Regions from separate parts of the Homo sapiens genome. Here region 2 is linked to region 1. Evidence: read pairs that join two places in POLR2A ChIA-PET (ENCODE). Cell type or tissue: B cell. All regions are shown on one strand. Each heading gives the region's core, and the rest is flanking DNA. Links, peaks and the distances in the headings are about the cores only. Region 1 holds the start of LOC101929750 (a long non-coding RNA gene). Region 2 overlaps RAB3GAP2 (RAB3 GTPase activating non-catalytic protein subunit 2).

Region 1 (2,914 bases), core at 323-2,822:
TTGATATTGGTGACCTTCAGATGGGGTTTTTGAGTGGACATCCTTTTTGTTGATGTTGATGCTCTTCCTTTCTGTTTGTTAGTTTTCCTTCTAAAGTCAGACCCCTCTGCTGCAAGCCTGCTGGAGTTTGCTGGAGGTCCACTCCAGACCCTGTTTGCATGTGTATCAGCAGCAGAGGCTGTAGAACAGCAAAGATTGCTGCCCGTTCCTTCCTCTGGAAGCTTCGTCCCAGAGGGGCACTCGCTAGATTCCAGCTGGAGCTCTCCTGTATGAGGTGTCTGTCGATCCTGCTGGGAGGTGTCTCCCAGTCAGGAGGCATGGGGTGCAGGGACCTACTTGAGGAGGCAGTCTGTCCCTTAGCAGAGCTCGAGCGCTGTGCTGGGAGATCGGCTGCTCTCTTCAGAGCCAGCCAGCAGGAATGTTTAAGTCTGCTGAAGCTGTGCCCACAGCCACCCCTTCTCCGACATGCTCTGTCCCAGGGAGATGGGAGTTTTATCTATAAGCACCTGAATGGGGCTGCTGCCTTTCTTTCAGAGATGCCCTGCCCAGAGAGGAGGAATCTAGAGAGGCAGTCTGGCTACAGCAGCTTTGCTGAGCTGAAGTGGGCTCCACCCAGTTCAAACTTCCTGACAGTTTTGTTTACACTGTGAGGGGAAAACTGCCTACTCAAGCTGCAGTAATGGCAGACACCCCGCTCCCCACCAGGCTCGAGCATCCCAGGTCGACTTCAGACTGCTGTGCTGGCAGCAAGAATTTCAAGCCAGTGGATCTTAGCCTGTTGGGCTCCATGGGGGTGGGATCTGCTGAGCAAGTCCACTTGGCTCCCTGGCTTCAGCCCCCTTTTCAGGGGAGTGAATGGTTCTGTCTTGCTGGCGTTCCAGGCACCAGTAGGGCATGAAAAAAAACTCCTGCAGCTACCTCAGTGTCTGCCCAAACAGCCGCCCAGTTTTTGTGCTTGAAACCCAGGGCCCTGGTGCTGTAGGCACCCAAGAGAATCTCCTGGTCTGTGGGTCATGAAGACCATGGGAAAAGCATAGTATCTGGGCCGGAATGCACAGTACCTCATGGCACAGTCCCTCATGGCCTCCCATGGCTAGGGGAGGGAGTTTCCCAATCCCTTGTGCTTCCTAGGTGAGGTGACACCCCACCCTACTTCTGTTCACCCTCCATGGGCTACACCCACTGTCTAACCAGTCCCAGTGAGATGAGCTGGGTACCTCAGTTGGAAATGCAGAAATCACTCACCTTCTGCATTGATCTCACTGGGAGCTGCAGACTGGAGCTGTTCTTATTCAGCCATCTTGCCATTCACCTCAGGATTTTGTACAGTCTGAATGTGGGAGGCCGAGGTGGGCGGATCAACTGAGATCATGAGTTTGAGACCAGCCTGACCAACATGGTGAAACCCCGTCTTTACTAAAAATACAAAAATTAGTCAGGTGTGGTGGCATGTGCCTGTAATCCCAACTAGCTGGGGGCTGAGGCAGGAGAATCACTTGAACCTGGGAGGCAGAGGCTGCAGTGAGCCAAGACCATACCACTGCACTCCAGCCTGGGCAACAGAGCAAGACTCTGTCTCAAAAAACAAAATGAAATAAAACAAAAAGTCATTTTGTAGGTTTGCAAAGCATTTCTCCAAGAGCCCTAAACGATCTGTCACTTTGCTTACCTCAGTACAGTAAGTAAGAAAGTACATGAGAACCTTGGCTACTCAAGCATCACTGGGTTCACCAGAGCAGCAGCAAAGTTTTCTTATAATAACACATTCCACAGCATGGCTACTTCTCCCTTCAGAAATTTGCTGTGTAACTGAGCCTTCCCAGAGCAGGAGAAAGGCAGCTATGGGACAAGGCATGACTCAGTAGTTTCCATAAATCATTTGTTTTTGTTTGTTTGTTTGTGCCAGCAAACTAGCTCTCAACAACCCACTAAAGCGTGGATGAGGAGAGAAGCAACAACAGGAATCCACAGATAACTGCCCAACTGACTTCTGTCTCAGACTTCTCCTTTCTCTTTTAAATAGGCAATGTGCTTTGTTTATGTTTGACAGCTCAGCAGTGGCTAAGCATGTTGGGCACAGAATCTCTTTCACTTCCACATTGCCCAGTTTCCCAGAAACTAGGCTCAGATCTCTTAAGCCACAACAAAGAGATGCCCCTTTAGCAAACTGACCCCCTTTATCACCACAGGAGTTTCTGTATTTTCAAAATGATATTTTCAAAATAGCTATACTATACCACACCTGAGGGAAAAGAGGACATTTTAGACTGCTTGTTTTCAGCCTGAATATATTACCTGTTAGATCCACATGTTTATAAGAGCTAGAAATAATCTGGAAGAATCACCATAGCAGCCCCAACCGCACATTAGCCAGTACCTTCAACATGTGCCCCCATGACTAACGTGACTTACAGGAGATCCACTTCCGTCCTTCCTTGGTAAGGCCCCTTATCCAGACAACCTCACCACTTCCTATTTGGTCAATGAAGAGAATAGATAATGTGTATTACCCCCCTCTGATTGATCAAGTGAATGGACTTTATATGTTTGTGATTTCAAGAGACAGACAGGAAGATAGACATGCATTCACATTGTCTGTCTACACGAAATTGGGGTTAATCATTTTATGTTAGCAAAGCAAAAGTTTTTCATACAAGTGAATGTACATGCACTGATCAGTAAACACATTCTATTTTATTATTAAGTGAAAATGATAAACAGCAATTTTTTAAAAAGCATTGTGCAGTATTCACATATATCAGATCTCTAATAATTGTGGTGCTGACCGTAATCCTCAAAGACACAATCCTGAATGCCATAACTGAATGTTGAAATTCTGAAAGATCAAAATTCCTAAAGTTTAAATTTCTAAAGTTTAAAATCCCTAATGTCTAACTGAATACCCAAAGCTTAA
Region 2 (2,914 bases), core at 238-2,737, 790 kb after region 1:
AAAAAAAAAAGAAAAGAAAAAAGGAGCTATTACCCCTTTTATTTTCTCTGTTTAAAATCAAACAGAAAACAAACATCAATTGTTATACACTAACATCTTCAAAGCACATTGTTTGTACAAGAGATAGACTAAGAACAAAAATGTGTTTACGGAGATCCAAACATAAGTGAGTGAGAGTGCCTCTCACACAGCTTTCCGATGGTACTCAGGAGGAGCCACTTCATAATCGCTGGCACTAAACAAAGTTGCAGAATTCTTTGCCAGGTACTTTAGGAAATCGTGAAGATAATTGAGTAATAAAGCAAGGCTCTTCTCATCCAGAGGTGTATAGGCCAACATTGCTCCAATTCGTACAAATAATCTCAGGAGATGTGGCGCTCCATACACCTGGGACATGGGTGCATCGGGATGATCTGCAAGAATTTCGGCATACTGTGGTCTCTCAAATTTATAGAGTAGCTGGGTACCCAACATTACGTTGAAGTATTCTTTTATCCCTGCCACAACTTCATTAACCGCATACTCCTTATTATCTGTGTTTCCACGAGATTTCTTGTAATTTGCATAATCCTCAAGAATGGAATCCACATTCTTCTTGGCAGGAAGATAAAAGAGCTGTTTTTGCCTGGTAATTAAGTCCCAGTCATCAACAAGCCACGGTTTTAGCTATTCAGGAATCTTTACTTTAACTTCAACTCTGTTCATGAATGTTTCCTCATTTTCAACAGTAGGATCTACCCGGGCCCTTTTCTTCCAAGGAGGCTGAGGGGTCTCACTGGTACTGCCACCATCTCCATTTCCAGGTGTTTTCTGTTTGTTCTTTTTCGTTTTCACTTCAACATTTTTCTGTTGCAGACCAGATGTCTTCTTTCCTGGGGCAGCCCCTCTCATCTTCCCCTCTGCATACTGCTCCTGATTGGCTTTTTGAAGTTCTCGCTGTTTCTGCAAATTGGTGTCCACGTATTTGAGTACTCTGCTCTCCGGAACCCACTCATCCCAATTTTTATTCCAACCACTGTAATGTATGAAGTATTTCACTTGTTTGTCCTTTATGGCAACCTTTACACACTTTGCTTCATAAAGAAGAGGCCCATGAAAGCACAGCACTCGCTCACCCTCCTGGAATTTAGGCTTCGGGTCCTGCTTCCGCGCCATTTATAAGTGATTTGCCGCCTCCTCCTTCTCCCACCACCCCCGACTACCGCCCCCTACTCTCTACCCCACCCAACTCCGCGTCAGACGCGCCGTCAGGCACTGCCAGCTCTACATCCTGGGTTCTGGTTTTCTTTTAACAGTCTGGCCACTCTACCATAGGGTTGCTGCAGTTTACTGGGGATCTGCTCCAGACCCCAGTTGCCTCAGTTTCTCCTGTACCTGGAGGTATCACCAGTGAAGGCCACAAAACAGCAAAGATGGCAGCCAGCCCCTTCCTCTGGAAGCTGCATTCTGGTGGAGTACTGACCTGTTGCTGGCCCACATGTACCTGTAGGAGGTGGCTGGAGACCCCTGTTGGGAGGTCCCACCCAGTGAGGAGGAATGGTATCAGGGTCCCACCCCAAGAAGCAGTCTGGTCACAATCTGACAAGGCAGCTGTTCTTCATTGTTGGGGAACCTTCCTCGTAAACTGTCTATTCTCCACAGCCAGCAGGCTGGAGTGCCTGAGTCTACCGAACCACAAAGATGGTAGCCACCCCTCCGCCCCTGGGAACTTGGACCCATCTCAGGGAGATTCCAATCTGCCACCATTGGCTGGCTGGGATTCCAAGCCAGTGGGTCTTAACTTGTGAGGTGCCGTGGAAGTGGGGCCCACAAAACAATGCTGCTTGGCTCCCTGGAATCAGCCCCCTTCTTAGGGATATATACAGACAGATTTCCTGCCTTGCCAGCGATCCCAGCTGTAGTATGTAAAACTCATGGTTCTCTGTGTGTGCCTGAGTGGCTGCTCTGCCGAGACTCTACACAGCTCTGTGTATCAGACCCAAGGCCCTGGTGGTGTGGGCTCATGAGGAGATCTCCTGATCCATGGAAAGATCTATGCAAAGATCCATGGGAGAAGTGTGGTTTCCCAGGTAGGGTAGCACAATTACTCACTGCTTCTCTTGGCGGGAGGTGACGGTTTCTTTGGCTCCGTGCCCCTTCCAGGTGGGCCGTCGCCCCCTCCACTCCCTCGTACTTTTCTTCGTTCTCTTTGGGTCAAGCTGTTTGTCCAGTCAGTCCCAGTGCAAGAACCTGGGTATCTCAGTTGAAGGTTCTGAATTCACTTGCCCCTTTTCATTTCTCTCCATAAGCTCCACAGACCACAGCTGCTTCTAATCGTCCATTTCAGGTCTGAGACTTCTTTCAGACTTTCTGTGCTCAGTCAACACACACATACACACAAGCTAATTGGGAATTTTATTTATTTGTAATTTTATATTGTGATCTCATTTTTATAAAATGCATATCTGCAACCTTTGTAGTTTAATTATATATTATATAATATCTATATCTTTCCAAGTCATTTATAGTTTTCAGGTATATATAGCTCTAGCTTGTTTTTTTTCTTCATTTTCTCTTTTTTTTTTTTTTTTTTCTTTTTTTGAGAGAGGGTCTCAGCCTATCACCTAGGCTGTGCCATCATGGCTCACTGCTGCCTCCACCATCTGGGCTCAATTGATCCTGCTGCTGCCTTAGCCTCCCCAAATAACTGGGACTACAGACATGTGCCACCATGTCCAGCTACTTTTTCTATTTCTTTGTAGAGATGGGGATCTCACTATGTTGCCTAGGCTGGTCTCGAATTTGTGGGCTCAAGCAATCCCACCACCTCGGCTTTCCGTGCTGGGATTACAGGCATGAGCCACCGCACCCAGTCTATAGCATGTTCTTAATGGTTACATAATATTACACTGAAGACTCCACTAGGCTCTATTTA

Evidence for each region. Peaks named below come from ENCODE experiments on the same cell type or tissue, not always from the same donor. Only the 100,000 strongest peaks of a DNase experiment are listed, where the experiment ranks them.
Region 2: POLR2A ChIA-PET joins it to region 1 with 5 read pairs; 1 of 35 experiments calls an interaction of 5 or more read pairs at or near these places.

The regions. Positions count from the first base shown.
Region 1 is chr1:221,045,532-221,048,445 of GRCh38, reverse strand. LOC101929750 (a long non-coding RNA gene) reads right to left here and starts at 1,332. Exons shown (of 7, transcript XR_001738479.2): 1 at 1,246-1,332. RefSeq lists an enhancer at 980-1,049. In B cell, for the core only: no CTCF peak of the experiment used is centred there; DNase peaks (open chromatin) are centred at 1,065, 1,395, 1,745 and 1,995; H3K4me3 peaks cover 2,283 bases; H3K27ac peaks cover 2,251 bases.
Region 2 is chr1:220,251,811-220,254,724 of GRCh38, reverse strand. All of the region lies in intron 1 of RAB3GAP2 (RAB3 GTPase activating non-catalytic protein subunit 2), which reads left to right. It also overlaps the pseudogene MORF4L1P1. Among named protein-coding and RNA genes, the nearest start is that of RAB3GAP2, 19 kb to the left of the region's middle. In B cell, for the core only: no CTCF peak of the experiment used is centred there; no DNase peak of the experiment used is centred there.